Linked DNA regions of Homo sapiens: region 1 is linked to region 2. A link is an interaction called in ENCODE POLR2A ChIA-PET data of the cell type or tissue named here. Cell type or tissue: Panc1. All regions are shown on one strand. Each heading gives the region's core, and the rest is flanking DNA. Links, peaks and the distances in the headings are about the cores only.

Region 1 (14,774 bases), core at 3,675-11,674, 94 kb after region 2:
GAGACAGACAGAGAGGTGAAAGGAGAAATAAGGAGGCGATGGGAGAAAATAACTCTTTTTTTAAAATGTCTGTTGACACCGTATGGTCTGTCCCCACCAGGGCAATGGCTTCAAACCCAAGTGAGGGTGGAAATAACATATTTTTCTCATACGTTTTGTTTTCTGTTTCTGTAATGTACCCAATGTGTTGGTTCAGTAGTACTGGTATATAATTTATAAATATAAATGTCGCTGTAGGCTAGGCACGGTGGCTCACACCTGTAATCCCAGCAATTTAGGAGGCCAAGGCAGGCGGATCACTTGAGGTCAGGAGTTCAAGACCAGCCTGCCCAACATGGTAAAATCCTGTCTCTACTAAAAATACAAAACTTAGCTGGGTGTGTTGGTGGGTATCTGTAATCCCAGCTACTTGGGAGGCTGAGGGACGAGATTCGCTTGAACCCGGGAGGCGGAGGGTTTCAGTGAGCTGAGTTCGTGCCACTGCACTCCAGCCTGGGCAATAGAGTAAGGCTCAGTCTCAAAACAAACAAATAAATAAATGTCACTGTAAATGTGTGTGTGTGTTTCATGCTCCAAAATGTTTAACTGAAGAGGTGCACAATCAGATTGTTGTGGGGAGCAGTGATATCGACCATGAGCCCCATGAGGGCAGGGTTCATGCTGAGCTCAGTCACTGTTAGGACTCCAGTGCCCAGCCCTGGTCGGGTTCATGTAGGTGCTCAGCGAATATTTTCTATAAGCACGAAAAACAGAGACAGTGAGAAATAGAGAGAGGAGACAGGGCAAAGGAGGGCGGGAACAGCTCTCACAGCCATCTAGAACCCTGGCTGAGCAAGAAGGCCAAGGGAATGGGCAGGTGGGAGGGAGGGTCCCCCTGGGCTTGGGAGGAGGCCCTGGGACTGCAGCACCCGCACCCACCTGTAGACGAGGGAGTCATCAACGGAACTGTTGTACTGAACCTGGTACATGCGTATTCCGGGCACAGGCCTCTGGGCTGGCCAGCGGATGAGCACGGAGTTCGAGGTGAGCTCGGCTGCCACGAGCCGACGCTCAGCCGCAGAATCGTTGGCACCTGGTCTGCCCGGCGTGGCGATGTCAGAGGAGCCGGGCTCGGTGAGAGGCGGCGGGGCAGCCGGCGGGGGTGCCATCAGAGGCAGAGGTACCACGCACACCTCCACGGGCGCCGTCGCTTCCCCAGCAGCATTGGAGGCGATACAAGTGAAGGTGCCACTGTCCCTCAAGGTGGTGATGGTCACATCCAGCGTCCCGTCCCCCCGGACCCGGGTCCGGCTGGAGTTCCCCAGCAGCCGCCCATCAGGTGCCACCCAGTGCACCACCGGCTCGGGGTCACCCACCGCTCGGCAGCGCAGGCTCACCGCCTGGCCTTCCACCACCAGGGCCCGGCCCCCCGCCTGCCGTGTGATCAGCGGGGGCTCACACAGGAACTCCTCCTCGGGGATGGACCAGAAGTAGCGGTCGGTGAGGTGTTCGGGCGTGGCGCAGGTCTCTAAGTCGTCCTCGCGGGTCAGCCGCCGCAGCCAGAGCAGCTCGCAGTTGCAGTGCAGGGGGTTGCCGCCGAAGCTGACGGTCAGCGGGGTGGGCGGCTTGGGCCCGGTGCCCTGCGACCTCAGGAAGAGCCCGTCGGGCGGGAGTTTATGCAGGCGGTTGGAGGTCATGTCCAGACGGACCAGCTTGTGAAGCTGCACGAAGGTCCCCTCCGCGATGTGGTCGATGAGGTTGTGGTCCAGCGTGAGGGTGTTTAGGTTCACCATCTGGCCCACCGCCTCCCACGGCAGGGCCTCCAGGTTGTTGTAGGACAGATCCAGGTCCTCCACGGTGGACAGGAAGGCGTCAAAGGCCGCCGACTCCACCCGGCGGATCTGGTTGTTTCCAAGGATCAGGTGGCGGAGGTTGCCCAGGCCGCGGAGCTGGTCGCCGCGCACCTCCGCCAGGCGGTTGCTGTCCAGGTGCAGGGCCCGGAGGGCACGCAGGTCGGCGAAGGCGCCAGCTGCCACCTGGCCGATGGTGTTCCGGGAGAGAGTGAGGTGCACCAGGCTGGTCATGTTGGCGAAGTCTCGGCGGCGCACGGCGGCGATGAAGTTGTCGGTGAGCCGCAGCTCCACCACGCGCCGGTCGATGGCGGGCGGCACAAAGAGCAAGCCGGTCTTGGCGCACAGCATTGTCAGTGTGGGCGCCACGTTCTGGCAGATGCAGCGGCCGGGGCAGGGCTGGCCACGAGATGCCCCCGCCCAGAGCAGCAGCAGAAAGGGCAGGGCAGCGGGCGGCGGCGAGAGGAGGGCCGAGGAGAAGGGTCCTGGAGCCATGGTGCAGTGGGAAGGCAGGAGGGGTGGGAGGTGAGACCTGCCGGGGAAGGAGCCGGTTACCCAGGCGTGGGACTTGGCCGCCATGGGATGTCCTGCTACGAGTCAGGCCTGGATCCCTCCCCTACCGCCTACAGCTGGGTTCCATAGGATGGTGAGAGGAAGCCACTATCAGCTATTAACAACAGATTACAACACTTCCATGCTGGGCACAGTGGCTCACGCCTGTAATCCCAGCACTTTGGGAGGCCGAGGCAGGCGGATCACCTGAGGTCAGGAGTTCAAGACCAGCCTGGCCAACATGGTGAAACCCCGTCTCTACTAAAAATACAAAAATTAGCTGGGCATGGTGGTGGGCGCCTGTAATCCCAGCTACTTGGGAGGCTGAAGCACGAGAATCGCTTGAACCAGGGAGGTGGAGGTTGCAGTGAGCCGAGATCACACCATTGCAATCCAGTCTGGGCGACAGAGCAAGACTCCATCTTAAAACATAAATAAAAATAAAAATATCTCTATACTGGTTGATAGAATACCCCTGTCCCTACTTGCGTGTCCCACCCTCACCTCTGCCCCTCCTGTAGTAGCTCCCAAACCTCTCATGATCTCCCAACCAGAGGGGTGACACCTGGCCCAACCTGGGCCCTCCAGTACCCACTAAATTGTCTAAAAAATCACTGTTAACTATGGTTTAAGGCCCTGGCTATCCAAGCCATACTCCCTAGCTCCAAATCCCAGCTCTGATACTTACTAGCTGTGTGACCTCCAGCAAGTATCTGAACCTCTCTGATTCTCGGTTTCTTCATCTGTAAAAGGGAGATAGAAACAGGCCTTACTTCTGTGAGGATTAAATGTATTGATGAACATAGCATACTTAGAATAGTGCCAGGCATATAAAATGTGCTTATTACATGTTAGCAATCATCATCATGATCATCAAGTGCTTAATATGTACCAGGCATAGAACAGTGCCCTATTATTGAGAGTAAGTACTTTGAAATCAAACAGACTCAGGTTCAAATCCTGATTCCCCTTTTGCTAGCTCTGTGACCCCCAAGCCAATGATTTCCCCTAGCTAGGCTGTAATTTCTTAATCTGTAAATTGGGATGATAATTGTACCATCTTCATTCATGTACCACCGACCATGCCTGGCATACAGTAAGTACTCAATAAATGTTAAGGGTTTCCCCCCTCCCGCCTCTGGCATTGGCAGGGAGAGTGTCAAAGTGGGAGGGACTGAGGAAAACACATCAGAGTCTTCCAGTTCAGCCTCAGGAAGGCCTTCTCTGAGGTCTGGTTTCATCCTGGGCTCAGTTGAGCTCCCAAGCAAGGCAGACTTTCATGCTCACATCTTTGGGTACACACAACACACACACACACACTCACACACTCACACACTCACGCTATGTCTCTGCTCCAGGCAAAACCTTCCGGCAGGGATTCCCCCTGCGGCGGCTGCAGCCCACGACATGTCAGTTCCCATCACAACACAGGGTGGGCGGGGGGTGAAGAGGAAAGGATGGGAAGGGGGCGTCCCTAAAACTGTTTTCACCCCACCCTGCCCTGTACCCTAGCCCCTGCTGGCCTACCTCCCAGGAATCTGTGTTTGGGGCTACGGCCTTAGGTGGCTTTGATCTTCCTGCCAGTGGGGAGGGGGCCTGGGACAGAGACCAGGAAAGTCAGAGACAGAGGTGAAGAGAGACAAGGAGAGACCAGGGGGAGGGAGAAGTGGACTGGCAAAGAGAGAGAGACAGATTGGGAGAGAAACAGAGAGACAAAAAGATGAGTCTGAAAGGAAGGTGAACAGACAGAAAACTGAGAGTGAAGAATGAGACACAGAAAAGAGAGAGACACAGAAAAAAGACACAGAGATGGAGAGAAAAATAGAGACAGTATTAGAGAGAAAAAGACAGAGGAGGAAAGAGACAGAGAGTAAGAGAGACAATGACCGGGCTGAAGGCGGAAAAAGAGGCCGGATCGGGGTGTCCTACCATCTCTGAGTTCACCCCAAATCTGTCCTTCACTCCCTCTAGATCACTACTCTACAATGTACTGGAAACCCTGGCCTAGAAAGGGGGACTCCAGAATTAGGAGCCTGAGTCTGCCCCTGCTTGGCTGTGGGGTCTTCAGGGCTCAGAATCCCAGTCTATGAAACAGAAGTCCAGAGCCTCGCCTCCGACAGCTGGGGTAGGACTCAAATGGAGGGAATAATAATAGCAATGGAAATAGCTAACATTTATGGAGAGTGGTGCAGCACTGCAGGACAGAATCCGCCCTACTGCCTGGGTTCAGACCTCACCTCCCCACTGTGTGACTTTAATCAAGTGACTTCCCCTTTCTGTGCCTCGGTGTGCTCATCTGTCAAATGGGAATAATAATGGCACCCACCTCATAAGGTTGCTATGAGGATTTAATGAGATAATATTTTATGACATGCTTAGAATAGTTCCTGACAAAGTAAACACTATATACATGTGAGCTGCTGCTATTATCATTATTATTATTACTATTATTATTACTAATTTATTATTTTCTCCAGCTTTCTCAGCCACCAGGAGGTCAGGCTATCGGGAGATCTTCCCACACCCATGCACACGCACATACAAAATGGGCAAACATATTCACTCAACCCTCTAAATGCAGGGGTCATTTCATATCTTGACATATTCTTGTATCCTTTACTGATATCATGAGGAAACCTTGCTTTCCCAAACACCTTAACCATCCTGAGAATGAATGTCTCTTGGCCTGAAACCCCCCACCTGCTCCCCAGAGCCACCTGGCCACCACAAGCCCTCACCCAACTTTGATGTTCCTGACCTTGTCACCACTCCCCAGCCTTGGACAGAGTGGTGGGCAACTGGTCCTTCAGGAAACTGTCATCCCCTGAACTGAAATCCATGCGAGGCAGGGTTCCAGACCCCCAGCTGGCTGACAGCAAGCCCCATCACCCCCCATGTCTCTCTCTCTCTGAAGCCTTACGGCTCTACTCACCTCTCTTCAGGGAGTCAGGGCCTGGGCCAGCACCTGCAAAGGAACAGAACCACCTTGTTAGCATCGTTCTGGCTCTTCTCTGTGCACCAGATCTTGCCTTGGAGACCATCCCGGCCAAGGAAGTCCCTGGTGTGATCACGCTCTCAGTCCTCCTGTGGCGGGTTTTGCATAGTCTCACAGGAACCCAGAAGTCCTCTCTGGAATCCTAGATTAGGCCTCAGGGTTGTTCACCCTCCAAAGCCCAGGAGTCGAGGACTTTAGCCCTTTGTCCTCTGGGGTTTCAGGAGCCAAGAACCCCAGCCCCCTCTTCCCTCTGACCCAAGAGTCCAGACCAGACCTCTGGCCCTCCATTAGAACCCAAGAGTTTACATCCCAGCCCCTCAACTCCAAAGTCCTGAACGGTACCAAGAGCTGGGGAAGGGCCAAAGTTTCCCATCCTTGCCATGATACTATTGCCCACACCAACATGTGTGTCCATGTCAGAACCCACGCAAGCCCACAACCCAAGTCTCTACATCTGGATTTCTATGAACATAGCAACATGATCTGTGTGCCCTCCGCCCTCTATGGGCACTTGGCCTGGCATATGGACACACTGTGTCCAGGGACCCCAGGCGGGACCCCAGTATACCAGAGGTCATGCCACATGGGCCTCAAACCCACTGAACCCAAGAGTAGGGACAGCCTTGTGCCAGGGCACAGACACATGTGTCTTTCACATACATGTCTGAACATACACAACCCCCAGAGACCAACACCAAAACACAAACAGACTCACAACATAGATGGATACATACCCTCAAGGTTGACACACCTGCATGCAACAATACATGTACAACACTGACTCTGCCATGCAAGTTCACACACACAAATGCACAGATACAACAGAGAAACTCATGTGCCCCCTAACAGACAACCAGGTACATGCATTTACAACAGATCTACCTTGCACACTCACCAGCACACAGGGGCACACACATCTAACAAACACACACACACCTGTGCAAACATACACAAGTGCACACTCTTAAATGCCTAGACACACTCATACTTCACACATCTCCATGTTGCAAAGTTGATACAGCACCACGCTAACAGATACATACCTCACACACACACACACACACACAAAACCACAAGCATACAGATACGAGGCTGATCCACACTGGAACACGCACACAGGCACAAAAAGATCCACCTTTGCAGACACGCCAAGATGTTCACTCATAACAGACACATGCTCACACAACAGTCCTGTGATTTACACACTTCCAAATGCATAGAAAATACTGAACCACAGTAGCACAGTCAGTAGACAGGCCCAGATTCACACTCACACAGTCTTGGACACACATTCCTCCCAGCCCTGAGGCACCCCCCCACCACCCCACCTACTTACTTCCCAGGCCCAAGAAATCCTAACATCCCTGCAGCACATTCAGCATCCTGCCCTCCACACCCCCAAAAAACCAGGGCAAAAGCCAGGCCAGAGGTCAGAGTTCAGCAGGTGGAAACTCAAGAGGATTTGGGGGTTTGAGTCCTAGATCACCGTTTCAAGGAGATCCTCCCACCAGCAGCCCCAAAGGTTCCCCAGCCTGGCCATCAGGATGGAGGTAACTCTGGCTCCGTCTGCAGATGTCTGGCCGGTGGGGGAATTAGGGTGGAGTGGGTGGGGAAGGGCCGGGTCTTCGCCCCCCAACCCCCACCTCAGGGCCCATCTGTCCATTTCTCGGCCTCTCATCCCCCCTCCATCTGTCCACCTCCTGGCCGCCCATCCCCCCCCCGCAACCACCGGGAAGGGGAAGACATGGCCGCTTCCCCCAGGACCGCTAAGGACCCCCCAGTTGACATGGACCGAGGGAGCGGCGAACTCCCCTCCCCCAAATCCACACCGAGGCCTGGGCGCCGAGCCTCAGCCCCCAAGCCAGCAACCTGCCGTGGACTCACAGATACACACCCTCGGAGACATACAACCCGCAGACACACACACACACACACACACACACACACACACACAAATGGACACCCGAGCGGGCACACCCGGCTCCACAGACCCGGGGATGGACATCCAACCCGGACACAAACACCCAGAGCAGCTAGTCGCGCACGCACATGGGCTTGGGGGGGACCCACACCTGGGCACACAACCCACGCACACACACACCTGCACACAGCCCCTCCGATGGGCGCGCGACAGCGCCCAGACACACAGCCGGAGGGGCGGCCGCTCGGGGGGACACGCGTGCACAGCCGGACACGCCGGCCGGGCTCGACACCCCGCGCACACCCGATGGCCACACGGGCAGGGCGCCGCACACGCCGGCACCGGGCACACATAGGGCCGCGCGGGCGCACGCCGGGCCCGCCGCAGCGCCACGGACACACACTCGCACGCTCGCACGCTCACACCCGCGCACACACCCGCGCCCCCGCCCGCCGCTCCCGGGCCGCTGCAGGCCGCGCTCACCCAGCCCGGGGGGGCCCCGGGCCCGGCCCCGCCGCCGCTGCCTCGCTCCGCGCCATGGTGGGGGGAGGGCCGGGGGAGGGGGCGCGGTGCCGCGGGGCCGCCTCCCTCCCGCCTCCCGCCCTCCCTCCCGAGCCGCAGCCGAGCTCCGCCCTCCGCGCCGCCCGCCGCCACCGCCGCCGCAAGGGGGGAGGGGGCGCCGACTGGTGGGGGCGGCCGGGCGGGGCGGTCGCACACCCGGGATCCCCGCCCCGAACCCGCCGCAGACCCCTCTCCACTGCCGAGCCGCCGCGGGCCCGCCCCCGACCCTTCCCCAGCCCCACCCCCAGCCCCGCCGGCCTCCCCGGAGACCCCCCCAGACCACGCCCCAACTGGCCTAGGGACCCCGGATCTCCCTACAGAGACCTCCCATCACGTCCTAATACCCAGGGGGACCTCGGATCAGGCCTCACCTCTTTTGAGAACCCAGGCGATGTTCTAGGGCCACCCAGGACCACAAATCATGCCCTGCTCTCCTGCTTGACCTCAGACTATGACCCACACACTGTCAGGAACCCCAGACCATGCCCCCAAACCCAGAAGAATCCCAGATCATATCCCAGCATCCAAGGGGATCCAGACCACCCCACCAGCAACCCTAAATCATATCCCAACATTCAGATAGACCCCCAGACCACACCCCTTCCCTCACGGACCCCAAATCATACCCTAACATCGGGGGAGACTTCAGACCATATGTCAGCCAAATCCCAGATGGTGCCTGACTCCCTTTGGGGACCCAAACCACATTCTACAGCCACCAGAACCACAAATCATATTCCACTCCTTCTTGGGGACCCCCAGCCATGTCCTTCTACCCTCAAGGACCCTAACCCATTCCCTTACCCCCAGTATGAACTCCAAACCATGCCTAACTTCTAGGGGGCCCTAAAATGTCTCTTATCCCTATGGAAGACCCTTAAACTTTCCCCATGAACCCCATTAGACCCCAAACCATCTTCCACCCCTTTGACCTTACACCTTTCTCTCTCCTTCTCCTCCAAGACATCCTTTGGTTTCCAAAACTCCCCAATTAGCCCCAATTTTTTCCCACCCCCTACTAGTCCTGCCCCCTTGAGGACCCTGCCTCCTTCTTGCTCCAGTTCTTTCTCTTGGACCCTGAAAGTCCCCCCTCCCTGTGACTTCCATAGAGCCCAGAATGCCTTGCTCCTTCCTAGTTCAGACCCCTTTGCCCATCCCCTGTCCCATAGCTGAACCCCACCCCTTCCCTCAAACCCCACTGAGTATCTCAGGCCACTCTCCTTCTCTTTCTGAGATATTCACAGGGTCCCTAAACCCAGCAACTTCTCCCCTAAAAATCTGTGTTGTTTCATGCAGTGCCCCAGATTCCTGGGGTCTCAAACCCTTCTCGTTTTGGATCCCACTGTACAGAGGTCCTCCTCTAAACCCCTTTCCTAATTTTTTTTTTTTTTTAGACAAAGTCTCACTCTGTCACCCAGGCTGGAGTAGAGTGGCACGATCTCGGCTCACTGCAACCTCCACCTCCCAGGTTCAAGCAATTCTCCTGCCTCAGCCTCCCTAGTAGCTGGGATTACAGGTGTGCGCCACCACGCCCGGCTAATTTTTCTTTTCTTTTTCTTTTTTCTTTTCTTTTTTTTTTTTTTTTTGAGACAGAGTCTTGCTCTGTTGCCCAGGCTGGAGTGCACTGGCATGGTCTCCGCTCACCGCAACCTCTGCTTCCCGGGTTCAAGCAATTCTCCTGCCTCAGCCTTCCGAGTAGCTGGGACTACAGGCATGTCCCACCATGCCTGGCTACTTTTTGTATTTTTAGTGGAGACAGGGTTTTGTCATGTTGGCCAGGCTGGTCTCGAACTCTTGGCCTCAAGTGATCCGCCCGCCTCAGCCTCCCAAAGTGCTGGGATTACAGGCATGAGCCACCGCACCCAGTCTAATTTTTCTTTCTTTCTTTTTTTTTATTTGTTTGTTTTTGAGTCAGAGTCTCACTCCATCACCCAGGCAGGAGTGCACTGGTGTGATCACAGCTCACTGCAGCCTGGACCTCCTGGGCTCAAGTGTTCCTCCCATCTCAGCCTCCTCAGTAGCTGTTTTGTTTTTGGTTTTGTTTTAGTTTTTTTATAAATGGAGTCTCACTATGTTGCCCAGGCTGGTCTTGAACTCCTGACCACGGTGGTCATGAGCTACTGTGCCTGGCCTAAATTATTTACATGAAGCCCGCCCTATCCCCCAGATCAAGCTCAGCTCTGCAGATAACTCCTTCTGGTGAACCTTAACCCCAAGCGCAACTCTGAGATGTCCCTGGGGACACTCACAATCCCCCTATTCTCCAGACTCCACCCTTCATCGCCACCACCCAGGCAGCATCCCCACCTCCCACCGTGGTTGCTAGTGCTCCCTGCTGGAGCTTGGGGGTAGGAATAACAACAACAACACAAGTGAACACATATACAGCACTATTTATGTGCCAGAAATGATTCTAAGGGTTTCACATCTATCACTTCATTCAATCTACACAACAGCCAAATGAAGAGGTCCTATTACCATCCCCATTTTATGGATAAGGGAAATAGAGGCACAGAGAGGTTTGGTCACTTGCCCAAGGTCACACAGATAGTATGTGGCAGAACAGGGTAGGGGTGATGGGGAAAGAGGGTGAGGGTAGGCCTGGGCTGGACAGGAGTAGAAAAGAGAGGGAGAGAAAAAAAGATAATAATAAGAGAGACAGATGGAAGAAGAAAGAAGCTGAAACCGAGGGAGATATGCCTTATTCATAGAGCCAATCTGGCCCTGTGAGCTCTGGTCCCAGCTGACCCTATTTCCAACGACTCTCCTCTTCTGTTCCAGCTTCTTCTTCTTCTTTTTTTTTTTTTTCTTTTTTTTTTTAGAAATGGGGGTCTCACTATGTTGCCCAGGCTGGTCTGGAACTCCTGGGATCAAGTGATCCTCCCGCCTCAGCCTCCCAAAGTGCTGGGTTTACAGGCGTGCACCACCACTCCTGGCCCCTCTTTCAGTTTTAACAATGACTTTTCTTTTCTTTTTTGAGACAGGGCCTCACTCTGTCACCCAGGCTGGAGTGCAGTGGCATGATCTCGGCTTACTGCAACCTCTGCCTCCCAGGCTCAAGCGATTCTCCTACCTCAGCCTGAGTAGCTGGGACCACAGGCGCCCACCACCACACCCGGCTAATTTTTGTATTTTTAGTAGAGACAGGGTTTTGCCATGTTGGTCAAGCTGGTCTCGAACTCCTGACCTCAAGTGATCCGCCCACCTCAGTCTCCCAAAGTGCTGGGATTACAGGTGTGAGCCACCGCATCCGACCCCTTGTTCAGCTTCTACGATGACTTTCCTATTCCTCCAACACACCAGCCCACAGCAGCAGCCCCTGAGCATATGCACTCTTCTCCCCTTTCCATGGCTGCTGGTTCTTTCTTTTCATGATGGTCTTAAATGTAATCTCTTCAAAGAGACCTTCCTTTTCCATCCCCAATTTACACACACCATCCCTACCTGGGCCCCCAACCAGCAGTCTGATGTTACTTTGAAATAGAAGAAGAAGGAGAAGGAGAGAAGAAAGGAAGAAGAAGGAGGAGGAGGAGGAGGAGGAGGGGAGGAAGAGGAGGAGGAAGAAGAGAAAAGAAAAGAGAGAAGAAAAGAAAGGAAGAGGAAGAAGAAGGAGGAGGAGGAAGAAGAAAGGAGGAAGAAGAGGAGGAAGAAGAGGAAGAGGAGGAGAAGGAGGAGGAAGAAGGGTGGCTGGATGGATATATGATGAAGTAATACCTTGACGTGTCAGTGGTGGCATCTAAGTGATGGGTATATGAGTGTTCACTATAAAATTATTTCAACTCAGGCTGGGCGTGGTGGCTCACATCTGCAATCTCAGCATTTTGGGAGGCCGAGGAGGGAGGATCAGTTGAGCCCAGGAGTTCAAGACCAGCCGGGCAACATAGCGAGACCCCATCTCTAATAAACTTTTATATAAATATATATATAGATATATATATAATACACACACACACACACATATATATATAATTATTTCAACTTGGCTGCATGTTTGAAATGTTTCATAGTAAATGTTAGGGAGTGGGGAAGCAGGACTCTTCTGGCGGCAACAAACAGCCCCACCAGGTGCCACCATTTCTATCTAGCACATCACCTTATTTATTTCCCTTATAGTATTTATCACTCTCTTTATTTTTATTTTAAAAGGAAAAAAGAGATGAGGTCTTGCTGTGTTGCCCAGGTTGGTCTCGAACTCCTGGGCTCAAGCCATCCTCCTGCCTTGGCCTCCCAAAGTGCTGGGATTACAGGCGTGAACCACTGCGCCTGGCTCTTGTCACCCTCTTATTTTGTTTACTTGTTTACCTATTTATTGTTATTTATTTACTGTCTAGTCATTGAAATATAAGCCTCCCAAGGGAAGTGGCACGGACACCAACATCTTCCAGTGCCCAGAATAGTGACTGCCACCCAGGAACTCAGTAAACGTGCTTTTCTTAAAGACAGGGTCTCCCTCTGTCACCCAGGCTGGAGTGCAGTGGCGTGATCATGGCTCACTGCAGCCTCGACCTCCCCAGGCTCAGGTGATCCTCCCACTTCAGCCTCCCAACTACAGGCACGCACCCCCACACCCAGCTAATTTTTTATTTTTTGTAGAGAAGCGGTCTCATTATGTTGTCCAGGCTGGTCGCACACTCTCGGCCTCTAAGATTTCCAGCCTCGGCCCCCCAAAATGTAGGGATTACAAGGTGTGAGCCACTGCACCTAGACAACATGTGTTCTTTTTATTTTATTTTTATTTATTTATGTATTTATTTATTTTGGAGACGGAGTTTTGCTCTTGTTGTCCAGGCTGGAGTGCAATGGAGCGATCTCGGCTCACTGCAACCTCTGCCTCTCCGGCTCAAGTGAATTCTCCGGCCTCAGCCTCCCGAGTAGCTGGGATTACAGGCACGTACCACCACGCCCAGCTATTTTTTTGTATTTTTAGTAGAGATGGGGTTTCACCATGTTGACCAGGCTGGTCTCGAACTCCTGACCTTAGGTGATCCTCTGGGATTACAGGCGTGAGCCACCGTGCCTGGCCCAACATGTGTTCTCAAATGCGTCTTGGGAGAGGACTGGGGATCTAGTCTGGCTCCAGACTCAGTTCAGGGACCACAGGAAGGAATAAATAACGACCTCTTAGCCCAGGTTCCCTAGAAGAAAAGGGTATACCCAGCAGCTGGAGAATGTCCCATAAGGTAAGGGAATGTGTGAGTTGGCCTGAAAAACGGGCAACAGGTTGAACTAGACATCTTAATTGTTTCCCTGGAGCCCTAATTCCTGCCCCAAACCTAATACAGACCCTCTACCAATCCCATTCTTCTGGCCCCGCCCCAAGCCTAGGCCCCACCCCCAGACTCTTAGGCCCTGCCCCAAAGCAAAAACTCCAGCCCTTTTAAAGCTAAGCAATGCCCATTCCGGCCCTTTCAAGGTTAGGAAGTCCCCCAAGTCTAGGGCACCGACTCAAAACTTAGGGAGCTTGGATCTGTGGGCGTTTATAGGATAGGTTGGTGGAACTAGAGGAGGCGGTCCCCAGTTTGTACTGCCTCTCCAGGGAATCTCCCCAAACCCGAAGACACGTCCCATTGTGCTGACTCCTCATTGGATAGTGCAGTCTGTTCTGGCCTCTCTGATTGGTCCTTCCACAATCCCTAGCTGTACTCCCTCTGCATTGGACTGCGCCTGTGAGCCACCCTTTCTGATTGGCCCCTGCTTTCCCATGCTTTGCTCCTGATCGGGCAAGTCCTTGTGCATGGCTCTTTCTGATTGGACCGTTTGTAATCACAAGCCTGGATGAAACAGAAGTTCCACTATGGAGGGTGGGAGTACCACCAAGGAGGACGAGGAGGAGGGGGGGGAGGGGGAGGGGGAGAGGGAAGGGGAGGGGAGGGGGAGGGGAGCGGGGAGGAGGAGGAGGTTCCCTAAGTCTCTTGCCTAAGAGAGAGTGTGGCCATTGACCCCCAAGATAGCCTGGGCTTAAAGAGTTCTAACTGTACAGACCACAGGTGCCTTTGGCTTCTATGCCTCAGATTTTTATCGTCTTTAAGTTGGAGAGAATAATAGTACCTTTTTCACGAGGTATTGCAATAATTAAATAAGCTAATGCCTATAAACTGCTTATAGAAGTACCTGGTACATAGGAAGCCCTCAAGAGGAGGGTCAGCTATTAGTATTCATTTGATCATGTAAGTGCATGACCTTGGATGAGTCCCTCTGCCTCTCTGACCTCTGCAGGCCAGGAGTTCCTTGTCCATTTAATTGAATGACCCCTCTTGTCTCCAGTCCTCCTCCTCCTCCATCTCCTGCCTTCAGGGACTGGGCCTGTGATCAGAGGGAGGGACAGAGAGATAGGGACAGGAAAACAGCACTAGTGGAGGGCAGAGGAGCTCAACCTAACCCTCCAGAGAATTTAGGGCAGGGTGAATTTTCTCTATGGACCAGTGTAGAGTGATTCTATCCCGAATCCCTCATGCAAAGGACTTGCCCTGATTGGGGGTGAGCGGGCAAGAGATAGGGTAGAGTGGGGTGGTAAGGGGATGGTGTGTTAAGGCTGGGAGGGCTTGGAGCTGGGCTTTTTGGACCCTATCCCCGGAAACACCAAGGTTGGGGGAACGGGCAGCCCAGGCCCAAGGTCACTATGTCTTTGTTACCATGGCAACAGCCACCTCTCTACCGGGAACCTGAAAAGGGGTGGGGGGAGGGAGTTCCCACGTCCCTGAAACCGGGGACAGAGAGGGGAACAATTAGAAACATGGAAGAGAAGCAGAGAGACAGAAAGGGTGTGATTCATCTCTGTGAAGACCTGCCCATCTCGGAATTCTCAGAGCCCGGTACATTGTGGGTACTTAATCAATGTCCCTCAGAGACAGACGCAGAAAGCCTGAGAAAGTTCGATGTCAAGAGATGCCAGAAAAAAGAAAAGAAGAATCTTCAG
Region 2 (14,774 bases), core at 2,203-10,202:
CACGATCTTGGCTCACTGCAACCTCCACCTCCCAGGTTCAAGCAATTCTCCCTGTCTCAGCCTCCTGAGAGGCTGGGATTACAGGCACCTGCCACCATGTCCGACTCATTTTTGAATTTTTTAGTAGAGACTGGGTTTTGCCAGGTTGGCCAGGCTGGTCTTGAACTCCTGGCCTCAGGTGATCCACCCGCCTCGGCCTCCTAAAGTGCTGGGATTACAGGCTTGAGTCACCAGGCCTGGCCTTTGTTTTTGTTTGTTAACATAGGATCTTGTTCTGTCATCCAGGCTGGAGTGCAGTGGTGCCATATCATAGTTCACTGAAGCCTCCGCCTCCTGGGCTCAAGAGATCCTCCCACTTCAGCCTCCCAAAGTGCTGGGATTACAGGCGTGAGCCACCATGGCTGGCAGATGCCAGTGTTTAGAAATGAGGAGGGAGAGGAAGAATAAGCAAAAGAGACCGAGGAGGAGCAGACAGTGTCAGGAGGGGACCTAGACCATGGAAGGACGTGAAGAATGTGTCTCAGCAGCAGAGGGTCATCACCCATGTCACCACTGCTGACACATCAGGAAAGATGGAACTGAGAAGTTAGTTACTCCTGGATTCAGCAACATGGAGGTCATTGGTTGTCTTGACAAGAGCTGAATCTGCAGTGGTTGGGGCAAAAGCCTCATTGGAATGTGTGGAAAAGAGACACAGGGGAAGAGGAAGTAGAGACAAGAGGAAGTAGGAAGAGAAGAAGAGGATGGAGACAATGCTTGACAATTGTTGCTGAAAAGACAAGCAGAGGAATGGAGTAGAAGCTGGAGGGGTAGGGGTGGAGATAGAATTTCTTTTCTTTCTTTCTTTTCTTTCTTTTCTTTCTTTCTTTCTTTCTTTCTCTTTCTCTTTCTCTCCCTTCCTGCCTTCCTTCTTTGTTCCCTCTCTTCCTCCTTCCTTTCTCTCTTTTACTTCCTTCCTTACTTACTTTTCTTCTCCTTCTCCTTCTTCTAATTTCTTTCTTTCTTTCCTTTCTTCTTTCTCCTTCCTTCCTTCTTCCTTCCCTCCTTCCTTCCTCCCTTCCCTTCCCCTTCCTTCCTTCCTTCCTTTCCTTCCTTCCTCCCTTCCTCCCTCCCTCCTTTCTTTCCTTCCTTCCTTCCTTCCTTCTTTCTTTCTTTCTTTCTTTCTTTCTTTCTTTCTTTCTTTCTTTCTTTCTGTCTCTCTCTCTCTCTCTCTCTTTCTTTCTTTCTTTCATCTTGCTCTGTCACCTAGGCTGGAATGCACGATCATAGCTCACTGCAGCCTCCAAACTCCTGGGCTTCAGTGATCTTCCCACCGCAGCCTCCCAAAAGTGCTGGGATTACAAGCATGAGCCACTGTTCCTGTCCAGAATTTCATTAAATAAGGTGCAACTGATGATGCAAGAATGTGGGGAGAACTGTGGAGCATGTTCTTGAGAGAGAGGGTGGGACACAGAGGCCAAGTGGAGAAGTTGGGCTTGGAAAGGAGGTTGGGGATCATATCATATTGGAACAGGAGGATAGCAGAGTATCTAGGCCTAGACGCTGGGAAGTAAGTAGAGCTGCTGGTGGGAGCACAGGGGATTTCTCTTCTATGGCTTCTGTGTTTTCAGTGGAAGAAACAAAGCCATCCGTGAGCGTGGACATGTGGGAGGAAGAGTTGGAGGTTTAAGAAGAGAGGACACAGCTGAGAGCGGTTGCCCACGCCTGTAATCCCAGCACTTTGGGACACCAAGTTGGGCAGATCACTTAAGGTCAGGAGTTCGAGACCAGCCTGACCAACATGGTAAAACCCCGTCTCTACTAAAAATACAAACATTAGCCGAGTGTGGTGGCACACACCTGTAATCCCAGCTCCTCAGGAGGCTGAGGCCAGAGGATCGCTTGAGCCCAGGAGGCAGAGGTTGCAGTGAGCCAAGATTGCACCACTGCACTGCAGACTGGGGGACATAGTGAAATTCCATCTCAAAAAAAAAAAGCAAATCTGGCTAGATGGGCAAGGCAGGAAGATTGCTTGAGCTCAGGAGTTTGAGACCAGCCTGGGCAACATGGCGAGACCCCGTCTCTACTAAAAATAGAAAAAAATAGTCAGGTTTGGTGGCGTGCACCTGTGTTCCCAGCTACTTGGGAGGCTGAGGTGAGAGAATTGCATGAGCTCAGGAGGTGGAGGCTGTACTGAGCCAAGATCGTGCCTCTGCACTCCAGCCTGGGTGACAGAGTGAGACCCTGTCTCAAAAAATAAAATGAAATAAAATAAAATAAAATAAATAATAAAATAAAAAAATAAAAATAAGCACATTTATGATAAGTTAGAAGGTGATATATGCTATAAAAAAAGTAATACAGTACAAGATATCAGGAGCACTTGTGTGTAATTCCAAAAGTGCTGGAATTACAGGCATGAGCCACCGCGCCCGGCCCAAAAAAACTTTAAAAACGGGGGACACTGGGTGCGGTGGCTCACGCCTGTAATCCCAGCACTTTGGGAGGCCGAGGCAGGAGGATCACTTGAGGTCAGGAGTTCGAGACCAGCCTAACCACCGTGCTGAAACCCCGTCTCTACTAAAAATACAAAAATTAGCCAGGCGTAGTGGTGCACGCCTGTAATTTCAGCTACCTAGAGGCTGAGGCAAGAGAATCGCTTGAACCCAGGAGGTGGTTGCAGTGAGCCGAGATCGCACCACTGCACTCCAGTCTAGGCAACAGAGTGAGACTCTGTCTCATAAATAAATAAATAAATAATTTTAAAAAAGAAACTCTAGCCAGGCATGGTGGTTCATGCCTGTAATCCCAGCATTTTGGGAGACCAAGGTGAGGGAATCACTTGAGTCCAGGAGTTCAAGACCAGCCTGAGCAATGTAGTAAGAATCCATCTCTACAAAAAAAAAAAAAAAAATTAGCCACACATGGTTCCAGTTACTCAGGAGGCTGAGTGGGGGGCATCACTTGCCCCTGGGAGATTGAGGCTGTGGTGAGCTGTCATCACCCACTGCACTCCAGCCTGGGTGACAGAGCCAGACCCCATCTCAAATAAGTAAATAAACAAAAAACAAAACAAAACAAAACAAACAAAAACAGCTTGTAGAGATGAAACAAAGCACCCTGCTCTAGCAGACAGTGGAGTTCAGAACCACGGAGAGCAGCCCAGTGGTGCTGCCTTCCCGGCAACTGTACTAGCTCCTCTCATGGGGGTTTCCATTGGCCAATCCCTTCCTTAGATCATTGTTCTGAAGATGACAAGGAAACCTTTAGGATCAAAGTCTTTGCTGCTATTGGCTTGTCAGGTGGCCCAATTTGAATCTGAACTGGAGTTCGTTTGTATACACAATCATAAAACTAATTTGTCCTTTTTGACATCAGAATTGGAGATACATGAATGTAGGATGTATTAGACTGCCTTGTCATTCAAAGCAAGGAATTAATTCTTCCCTTACAAAGCAAGGAATTAATTTCTTGGGGAAAATTATAAATCTCTGACTTATTTACCTCAGGCTTGGCTATGTCACGTGTTTTTGCCAGTGAAATGGGAGAGGAAGTAAAGTGGTTTGTATCATTTCTTTTCTTTTTTTGAGATGGGGTCTCACTCTGTCACTCAGGCTGGAGTGCAGTGGCACAAGCATGGCTCACTGCAGTCTCAAACTCCTAGGCTCAAGCAATCCTCCTGCCTCAGCCATCCCCCTCCCCACCCAAGTAGCTGGGACTGCAGGTGTGAGCCACCAAACCCGGCTAATTTTTTGTATTTTTTTGTAGAGATGGGGTCTCACTATGTTGCCCAGGCTGGTCTCAATCTCCTGAGCTCCAGGAACCCTCCCACGTTGGCCTCCCAAAGTGCTGGGATTTCAGGAATGAGCCACTGTGCTCGACCAAGTGTGTATCATTTCTGAACAGAAACTCCGAGAGCCAGTGCATCGTCCACTACGGGCTCTACTGTAAGACCAGCAATAAGATGCTTAAGATGATTTTGGCTGCAAGTAACAGGGCAAGACCCTGTTTTTTAAAAAAGGAAAGAAACAAAGAAAAGGAAGGAAGTTTTGAAAATAGAGGAAAAGGGAGGGGCAATTTATGGAGGAATGAGACAGGAGGGGCCAGGGCCAGGCACCGGCCCAAGTTAGGAAGAAAGGGCACTCATCCCTCATGACAGGGAGCAGGGCAAGTGTGGGGCCAGGTAGGAGATGAGGAAGGTCCACCCAGCAGCTTCTGTGAAGTAGATGGCAAAGTAATGCATTTGGAGAGGGGCAGGGTGACAGGTAGTGGATATGAGGAAGCAGAGAAGGGTTGAAAAAGCCAGAGTGAAACTTTGAAGAGACAAGTGTTTGAAGAAGTGGTGTTGCCACAAGAGGGGGCAGTTGAAAGAGCCTGGTGCCCCCAGATGATTCATCCCTTCTCCGACCCCATGGACACCAAACACAAGAACGTTGACAGCTTCATACCGTGGCAGCTTTGGGGAATGGTGATGGCAGAGCAGGCCCATTGAGCCAGAGTTCTTCAACTTTGAGGGAAACTCATCTTTCCTTTTCATGGGTTTCATCAAGGATGATTTTGGCTGCAAGTAATAGAAAACCCTAACTCATTTGAGAGGCTGACGTAGGCAGATCACGAGGTCAGGAGTTCGAGACCATCCTGGCTAACATGGTGAAACCCCGTCTCTACGAAAAATACAAAAAAATTAGCCGGATGTAGTGGCAGGCGCCTGTAGTCCCAGCTACTCAGGAGGCTGAGGCAGAAGAATGGCATGAATCAAGAGGTGGAGCTTGCAATGAGCTGAGATCTCACCACTGTACTCCAGCTTGGGTGACAGAACGAGAGACTCTGTCTCAAAAAAAAAAAAAAAACCCTAACTCAACTGGCTTTTAAATTTGTATATATATCCCAAGTAGCTGGCATTACACCACGACACCCAGCTAATTTTTTTATTTTTAGTAGAGTTGGGGTTTCTCCATGTTGGCCGGCTGGTCTCGAACTCCTGACCTCAGGCGATTTGCCCACCTTGATCTCCCAAAGTGTTGAGATTACAGGCATGAGCCACCGCGCCCGACTAACGCAGAAACTCTTAACAAAATATTTGCGCATAGAATTCATCAATAGATCAAAAGAATTATACACCATGACCCAATGGGGTTCATTTCAGAGATGCAAGCCCGGTTCAATATTTAAAAATAATCAGTATAATCCACCAAAACAGGTGGAAGAAGAAAAATCACATGATCATATCAAATAATGCAGAAAAAGCATTTGCCATACTTCAGCACCCGTTCATGATTAAAAAGAAAAACTCTCAGAAAAAGTGGAATGGAGGGGAACTGCCTCAACTTGATAAAGAACATCTATAAAAAGCCTACAGCTGTGGGGCCAGGCACGGTGGCTCATGCCTGTAATCCCAGCACTTTGGGAGGCTGAGACAGGCAGGTTGTTTGAGCTCATGAGTTCAACACCAGCCTGGGCAACATGGTGAAACCCCATCTCCACAAAAAATGCAAAACTTAATGATGGAAGACTGAGTGCTTTCTCCCTAAGATGAGGAAGAAGGCAAAGATGTCCTCTATCACCATTCTTATTCAACCACAGTACTGAAAGTTCCATCTGGTGCAATCAGGCAAGAGAAGGAAATAAAAGGCAACTAGATCAAAAAAGAAGAAATAAAACTGTTAGCAGGCTGGGTGCAGGGGCTCACACCTGTAATCCCAGCACTTTGGGAGGTCGAGGCAGGTGGATCACAAGGTCAGGAATTCGAGACCAGCCTGACCAACATGGTGAAACCCCATCTCTACTAAAAATACAAAAATTATCCAGGCTTGGTGGTGCATGCCTGTATTCTCAGCTACTCAGGAGGCTGAGGCAGGAGAATCTTTTGAACCTGGGAGGCGGAAGTTGCAGTGAGCCGAGATCACGCCACTGCACTCCAGCCTGGGCAACAAGAGTGAAACTCTGTCTCAAACACACACACACACACACACACACACACACAATCTGTTTGCAGATGACATAATTGTCAACATAGAAAATCCAAGTAATCTACAAAAATTCTCATAGCACTGAGTCCAGCAAGATGAGAGTATATAAGACAAACATACAAAGATCAACTGTCTACATTAGCAACAAATGCACTCATTCTATCAAGAAATACTTACACCTAAAGTGTGCCAGGCACTGTTTTGTGTGCTGGGGACATAAAAGTGAACAAAACAGACAGAAATCTCTTTTGATTGTTGGTTGTGTGGGGGTTTTTTGTTTGTTTTTGTTTTTTGGTGTTTTTTTGTTTGTTTGTTTTTGTTTGCTTGTTTGTTTGTTTTTGAGACTGAGTCTTTCTCTATTGCCCAGGCTGGAGTGCAGTAGCACAACCTCTGCTCACTGCAATCTCCGTCTCCTGGTTTCAAGCAATTCTCATGCCTCGGCCTCCCAAGTAGCTGGAACTACAGGCACCTGCCACCACGCCCAGCTAATTTTTTTGTATCTTTAATAGAGACAAGGTTTCACCATGTTGGCCAGGCTGGTCTCAAACTCCTGACTTCAAGTGATCCTCCTGCCTCAGCCTCCCAAAGTACTGGGATTACAGGCATGAGCCACTGCGCCTGGCCCAGAAATCTCTTTTGAACACCAAAACAAAAAATACAGCTAGCCTCAGTGGTTCATGCCTGTAATCCTAGCACTTTGGGAGACCAAGGCAGGCTGATGGTTTGAGGGCAGGAGTTTGAGACCAGCCTGGGCAACATGGCAAAACCCCATTTCTATTAAAAAAAAAAAAAAAAAAAAAAAACCTTGGCATGGTTGCACGTGTCTGTAGTTTCAGCAACTTGGGAGGCTGAGGTGAGAGGATCACCTGAGCCCAGGAGGTGGAGGCTGAACTGAGCTGTGATTCCGCCACTGCGCTCCAGCCTGGGCAATAGAGCAAGACCCTGTCCTCACCAACCCCCCAAAATACCATTTATAATAACTTTTAAAAAAAGAATCGCTTAGGTGAAATCTAAGGACTCATATAGTGAAAGCTATAAAACCCTGATGGAAAACATTAAAGGAGACCTAATTAAAAGGAGAGACACACTGCATTTGTGGATTGGAAGACTGGACGGAGTAAAGACCTCAGTTCTCTCCATATTGATATGTAGACTTAATGCAATTCCTATTCAAAACTCCAGCAAGACTTTTCAGATATAGACAAGATTATTCTACAATTTACATGAACGCTAAAGGAACTAGAATAAGTAAACCAATTTTAAAAAGAATAGGCCGGGCGTGGTAGCTCACACCTGTAATCTCAGTACTGTGGGAGGCTGAGGCAGGTGGATCATCTGAGGTCGGGAGTTTGAGACCAGCCTGGCCAACATAGTGAAACCCCACCTCTACTAAAAATACAAAAATTAGCCAGGCATGGTGGTGGGTGCCTGTAGTCCCAGCTACTCAGGAGGCTGAGGCAGGAGAATCACTCGAACTCAGGAGGCAGAGGTTGCAGTGAGCCGAGATCGCACCATTGCACTCCAGCCTGGGTGACAGAGTGAGATTCCGTCTCAAAAAAAAAATTTAAATCAGCAAGAGAATCGCTTGAACCCAGGTGGCAGAGTTTGTAGTAAGCCAAGATCGTGCCACTGCACTCCAGCGTGGACAACAGAACGAGACTCCATCTCAAAATAAATAAATAAAATTAAATTAAACATTTTTAAAAATTAAAAGAAGAATAAAATAAGAGGAACTAGCCTGCTGATTTCAAGACTTAGGATACACTACAGTAACTGACAGTGTTGTTTTGGTAGAGGGAGAGACACATAGACCAACGCAACACAATAGAAAACCCAGAAATAGACCCACACAAATACGCCCAACTGATTTTTGGCAGAGGTGCAAAGCCAACTCAATTGAGGAAGAATAGCCTTTTCAACAAATGGTGTTTGGACCAATTGGATATCTATAGGCAGAAAAGTGGATCACAATATAAACCTCAGATCTTACGCTCAAAATGGATCAAAAATTTAAATTTAAAGTGTAAAACTAGGCCGGGCACAGTGGCTCACACTGTAATTCCAACACTTTGGGAGGCCAAGGTGGGCGGATAACCTGAGCCCAGAAGTTCGAGACCAGACTGGCCAACACGGTGAAATACAAAAATTAGCCAGGCGCAGTGACATTTACCTGTTATCTCAGCTACTCGGGAGGCTGAGGCAGAAGGATCACTTGAGCCCAGGAGGCGGAGGTTGCAGCAAGCCAAGATCACACCACTGCACTCCAGCCTGGGCAACGGGAGTGAAACCCTGTCTCAAAAAAAAAAAAAAAAAAAAAAAAGTGAAGCTAGAATATATTTTTAAAAGAACATAGGGGAAAATCTTTGGGATCTGAGGCTTCGGAAAGAGTTTTTACACTTGACACTCAAAGCACGATTCATAAAATGAAAAGCTGAGAAGTTGGACTTCATCAAAATTTAAATTTTTAATCTGTGGAAGACCCCATTAAGAAGATATAAAGAGTTGGCCGGTGTGGTGACCCACACCTTTAATCCCAGCACTTTGGGAGGCCGAGGCGGATGATCACTTGAGGTCAGGAGTTCGAAACCAGCCTGGACAACCTGGCAAGACCCCATTTTTACAAAAAGTACAAAAATTAGCCAGGCATGGTGTTGCATGCCTGTGGTCCCAACTACTCGGGAGGCTGAGGTAGAAGATCATTTGAGCCCAGGAGGTCGAGGCTACAATGAGCCAAGATTGTGCCACTGCACTCCAGCCTGGGCAACAAAGCAAGACCCAATCTTAAAAAAAAAAGAAAAGAAAAGAAAGAAAGAAAAGAAAAGAAGAAGACAGAAAGACAAGCTACAGATTAGGAGAAAATATTTGAAAACCACATATCTGACAAAAGACTAGTATCTAGAATATATATTTATTTTTTAAAGCCTCTCAAAACTAAAAAGTAAAAGAAAAACAATAATCTAATTAGAAAATAGGCAAAAGGCCAGGCATGGTGGCTCACGCCTGTAATCCAGCCCTTTGGGAGGCCAAGGTGGGTGAATCATTTGAGCCCAGGAGTTTGAGACCAGCCTGGGCAATATAGTGAGACTCCTGTCTTTACAAAAAATAAAGAATAAAAAAATTAGCTGGGCATGGTGGCACACACCTGTAGTCCCAGCTACTCAGGAGGCTGAGGCAGGAGAATCGCTTGAGCCAGGGAGGCTGAGGCCACGGTGAGTCATGATCTCACCACTACCTGCAGCCTGGGCAACAGAGCAAGACCCTGTCTCAAAAAAAAAAGAAAGGAAAGGAAAGGAGAGGGCAGGGGAGGGGAGGGGAGGGGAGAGAAGGGGAAAGGAGAGGGGATAAAGGAGAGGAGAGAAAGGAAAGGGGGGAAGGGAAAGGGGAAAGGAAAGGAAAAGAAAGGAGAGGAGAGGAGAGGAGGGGGAGGGGGAGGGGAGGGGAGGGAGGAAGGAAAGGAAAGGAAAGGAAAGGAAAGGAAAGGAAAGGAAAGGAAAGGAAAGGAAAGGAAAGGAAAGGAAAGGAAAAAGTCTGGGGTTGGCAGATGCCAGACACAGAATGTTCATAATTAATTACGTCATCCTAATTCAGTCCCAAGCCCCTTCCAGCTCTCTCTCTCTCTGTGTGTGTGTGTGTGTGTATGTCTGTGTGTGTGTGAGAGAGAGAGAGAAGATAGGGTTTCACTGTGTTGCCCAGGCTGGTCTTCAACTCTTGGCCTCAAATGATCCTCTCACCTTGGCCTTCCAAAGTGCTGGGATGACAGGCGTGAGCCATTGTGCCCAGCCCCTTCCAGCTTTGTTCTGTCATTTCAGTATTTCAGTATTTCAGTTTGTCAGCCTGAGCCTCAGCCTGTCTCCCCTCATAGGCACAAGGTGGCTGCCACAGTTCCAGGCATCACATACAAAGAGGACAACACTAACAAGAGGAAAATATGCTCCCTTTACCTTTCTTCAGAGCTGAGCTCTAAACCCAACAGGTTTTATTTCACAGCCTGTGCCCTCCAACATTTTGCCATCCTGAAGAAAGGACAAGAGGCAGCACTCCAATCACCACTCCATTCTGATCACTAGTTCCAGGCCTTTCCTCGTCTTTGGGTATCTCCTTTTCTTTCCTTTCCTTTCCTTTCTTTCTTTCTTTTTTTTTTTAAGAGACAGTCTCACTCTGTCACTCAAGCTGGAGCACAGTGGTGTGATCATAGCTCACTGCAGCCTCAAACTCCTGGGTTCAAGCAATCGACCCTCCCACCTCAGCCTCCTGAGTAGCTAGGACTACAGGTGTGTGCCATCACACTTGGCTAATTTTTTAAAGTTTTTCTGTAGAGATGGGGTCATGCAATGTTGCCCAGGCTGGTCTGAAACTCCTGGGCTCAAGCGATCCTCCTGCCTTGGCCCCCACAAAGTGCTGGGATTACAGACATGAGCCTCTGCACCTGGCCTACCTTTGGGTATTTTCATTTTCATTTTTAGTTTTGAATATAAAATATTTGAGACCCACAAAAGAATATTTGAAGTGCACATGAGTCACGCATCTTAATGATCAATGAATATTTATAAACCCATCACTCAACTTAAATCCTAGAACATCATAATACTATTGGAGCTACCTATGTGTCCTTCCTGACTTTTTTTTTTTTCTTTGAGATGGAGTTTCACTCTTGTTGCCCAGGCTGGAGTGCAATGATGTGATCTTGGCTCACTGCAACCTCCACCTCCCGGGTTCAAGCTATTCTCCTGCCTCAGCCTGCATAGTAGCCAGGATTACAGGCATGCACCACCACGCCCAGCTAATTTTGTATTTTTAGTAGAGGCAGAGTTTCACCATGTTGGTCAGGCTGGTTTCGAACCCCTGACCTCAGGTGATCCGCCCGCCTCGGCCTCCCAAAGTGCTGGGATTACAGGCGTGAGCCACCACACCCGGCCTCTGACTTTTTGTTTTGTGTTGTGTTATCCTTCCATTGATTTTTCCTTCTGTTTAACCACACTAGAGTGGGTCGTTTTGTTGTTGAGCCTTACAAAAATGTTATTTTATTATATGTAGTCTTCTATAGGTTGGTGTTTGAACTCAACATTGTATTCCTGCGTCTGTTGGCATTAGATGCTAAGACAGAGCTAGGGGTGTGAAGTTTTTTGGTAGGTGATGCCTAAAGAAATACAAGGGGGAGGAAATAGAATCTGGCAGGAGGAGCCTGAGACCATGATGTTGATCTGATTCATCTGGGAGAGGAAAAAGGTGAGGTGGGATTGGGCAGGGAAAGGCTCAGAATGTGATATTATTTTTTTTCCTGTAGACACGGAGTCTTGCTGTGTTATCCAGGCTGTTCTCAAACTCCTGGCCTCAAGTGATCCTCCCACCTGGGCCTCCCAAAGTGCTGGGATTACAGGTGTGAGCCACCATGCCTGGCCTGAATAAGATGCATTTCTGGCAATGTTGACCAATGCCACAGGGAGCTCAGAACACAGGTCATTCATTAGAGGAGCCTCCCATTGGGTAGGCACGGCCTGATCTGAGAAGCCATGCTCAATAATCACTGATGTCTTCCCCAGGTCTTGGCTCAAAAGCTGATGCAGATCCTGAAGGCACTGCCCTGCTTGCAACAGAATGGCACGGTCTTTTTTGAAGGGATGGCTGGGCTCAGTGGCTCACACCTGTAATCCCAGCACTTTGGGAGGCTGAAAGAGGCTGATCACTTGAGGTCAGGAGTTCAAGACCAGCTTGGCCAACATGAGGAAACCCCACCTCTATTAAAAATACACACACGGCCGGGGGCGGTGGCTCATGCCTGTAATCCCAGCACTTTGGGAGGCTGAGGTGGGAGGATCAGCTGAGGTCAGAAATTCGAGACCAGCCTGGCTAACATGGTGAAACCCTGTTTCTACTAAAAATACAAAAAATTAGCTGGGCGTAGTGGCACATGCCTGTAATCCCAGCTACTCGAGAGGCTGAGGCAGGAGAATTGCTTGAACCTGGGAGGCGGAGGTTGCAGTGAGCTGAGATCGTGCCATTGCACTCCAGCTTGGGCAACAAGAGCAAAACTCCGTCTCAGAAAAGAAATACACACGCCTGTAATCCCAGCTACTTGGGAGGCTGAGGCACGAGAATTGCCTGAACCCGGGCGGTGAAGGTTGCAGTGAGCCAAGATCATGCCACTGCACTCCATCCTGGTGGCACTCCTCTTTGGTTGCCACAGTGCTAAGATTTATCCATGTGGAAATGTGTGGTAGTTCATGTTCCTGCTGCATGGTATTCCACACCCCTCATTTCAGTGATTCATTTGTTAGCAGCTATTTGGGTTGATTCTAATTTTTTGCTGTTACAACAAACACTGCAAAGAATATTCTTTTTTTTTTTGAGATAGGATCTTGCTCTGTCACCCATGCTGGAGGGCAGTAGCTTGATGATGACTTACTGCAACCTCCACCTCCCAGGGCTCAAGCAATCCTCCCACATCAGCCTCCTGAGTACCTGGGACTACAGGCATGTGCCACCCCACCCACCTAATTTTTGTATTTTTTTTTTAATAGAGACAGGGTCTTGCCATATTGCCAAGGTTTGAACTGCTGGCCTCAAATTATCCTCCCACCTTGGCCTCCCGAAGTACTGGGATTACAGGTGTGAGCCACCTCTTCTTTTTTGAGATGGAGTCTCACTCTGTCACCCAGGCTGGAGTACAATGGTGTGATCTTGTCTCACTGCAACCTCCACCTCCCAGGTTCAAGCGATTCTCCTGCCTCAGCCTCCCGAGTAACAGGTGTGAGCCACCACGCCCGACCAAGTCACCTTTTTCCTCAAAGAACATTCTTGTACCACCTGTGTCTCTATTGCATGTGTATAAGAGTTTCTGTTGATATATCTTAGATTTGGAATTTCTGGCTCATGCAATCTGCATATATTCGACAAGATAGTGCCAAAATGTTTTCTATTAGATTCTTTAACACAGCCTTTAACCTTGTACTACATTCCTCTTTTCATTTAAGCTAGCTTGAGTGGGTTTCTATTGCTTGCAATTCTAACCTACCTAACTCATCAAAAATGACTTTTTGATGACAACTCTGTGACATTCCTCCCAAGAGGTCCCCACCCTGACAATAGTCACCTCAGGTTTAGAACTACAGGAGGTTATGGGTGAATGAGGCACAAACACAAGTTTGACACGTCCTTAGCAATACACTCACACTGGCTGGACACGGTGGCTCACACCTGTAATTTCAGCACTCTGGGAGGCTGAGGCAGGAGGATCACTTGAGCAAAGGAATTCAAGACCAGCCTGGGCAATGTAAAAATGTAAAAAAAAATGTAAATGTAAAAAACAAAATGCAAAAAATAAAATGTAAAAAAAATAATAGTAGGCCAGGTGCCGTGACTCACACCTGTAATCCCAGAATTTTGGGAGGCCGAGATGGGTGGATCACAAGGTCAGGAGTTTGAGACCAGCCTGGCCAACGTGGCGAAACCCTGTCTTCTCCACTAAAAATACAAAAATCAGCCTGGTGTGGTGGTGGGAGCCTGTAATCCCAGCTACTCAGGAGGCTGAGGCAGGAAAATTGCTTGAACCCCAGAGGCAGAGGTTGCAGTGAGCCAAACTTGTGCCACTGCACTCCAGCCTGGGAGACAGAGTGAGACTCTGTCTCAAAAAAAAAAAAAAGTAGTAAAAAGACTTTTTAAAATAAGATAAGACATACACTCATACATGCAGATCCTCGGTCCATGATGATGCCATTTTCCTGCTGCTCTGACCCAGGCACAGCCTCCCTCTGGACATCTTATTAGTTGGCCTAATGACTGCTTGTGATGTTTAAGTCATTTGCAATTAAATCTTCCACAACTTGTAACTGAAAGCATCCTTAGTGACTTTTTCACTCTTCATTCATTCTTTCATATTCTTACTCTCTGTCCCTCCCTCTTTCTCTCTCCCTTTCTTCTTTTTCTTTTCTTTTTTTTTCTTAAAGGAGGGGTCAGCTGGATGCAGCGGCTCATGCCTGTAATCCCAGCACTTTAGGAGGCCAAGGTGGGTGGATCACTTGAGGCCAGGAGTTCGAGACCAGCCTGGCCAACATGGCAAAACCCCGTCTCTACCAAAAATACAAAAATTAGCCAGCATGGTGGCACACACCTGTAGTCCCAGCAACTCAGGAGGCTGAGGCAGGAGAATCGCTTGAACTCAGGAGGCGGAGGTTGCAGTGAGCTGAGATGGCACCACTGCACTCCAGCCTGGGGGACAGAGTGAGATCCTGTCTCAAAAAAATAAAAATAAAAACAAAAATAACAAAAAGCCAGGGTCTCACTCCATTACCCAGGCTGGAGTGCGGTAGTGGGATCATACTCACTGCAGCCTCGACCTCCCTGGCTCAAGTGATCCTCCTGCCTCAGCCTCCTGAGTAGCTGGGACTACAAGTGCACACCACCATGCCAGGCTAATTTTTTTTATTCTTTATTTTTTATAGAGATTGGAGTCTTGCTATGTTGCCCAGGCTGGTCTCAAACTCCTGTGCTCAAGCAATCTTCCCAGGACGGCCTCCCAAAGTACTGGGATAATAGGCATAAGCCATCCTGCCCAGCTTTCTCTCTCCTCTGTCTCACACACACACACACAAACACGCACACACACACACACACACACACACAAACACGTACAGCTACAGTCACATATGCAGACAAGTGGCGTTCAGTCATTAATAAAGTCACATATACAAGCAAGGTCAATGTCACAGACAAATTTCTTATTGTTTGTTGTCACAAATTGTATAAAAAGAACAAGAGCAAACATTTTTTGGGGGCTTCACAAACAAATAGGGATCTGGAGGTGGTAATCTAGGCAAGGTAGTTGGTGCA

The links. ChIA-PET counts read pairs that join two places held together with the same protein. Peaks named below come from ENCODE experiments on the same cell type or tissue, not always from the same donor. Only the 100,000 strongest peaks of a DNase experiment are listed, where the experiment ranks them.
Region 1: POLR2A ChIA-PET joins it to region 2 with 20 read pairs; 8 of 35 experiments call an interaction of 5 or more read pairs at or near these places.

The regions. Positions count from the first base shown.
Region 1 is chr19:39,313,013-39,327,786 of GRCh38, forward strand. LRFN1 (leucine rich repeat and fibronectin type III domain containing 1) reads right to left here and starts at 7,851. Exons shown (of 5, transcript NM_020862.2): 1 at 7,781-7,851; 2 at 5,314-5,346; 3 at 3,070-3,124; 4 at 919-2,361. The coding sequence starts at 2,324. RefSeq lists a silencer at 7,440-7,699. In Panc1, for the core only: no CTCF peak of the experiment used is centred there; a DNase peak (open chromatin) is centred at 10,159; H3K4me3 peaks cover 1,681 bases; H3K27me3 peaks cover 625 bases.
Region 2 is chr19:39,220,758-39,235,531 of GRCh38, forward strand. It overlaps LOC124904717 (a long non-coding RNA gene), which reads right to left. Exons shown (of 4, transcript XR_007067256.1): 4 at 14,642-14,774. Among named protein-coding and RNA genes, the nearest start is that of IFNL3, 17 kb to the right of the region's middle. In Panc1, for the core only: no CTCF peak of the experiment used is centred there; no DNase peak of the experiment used is centred there; H3K27me3 peaks cover 618 bases.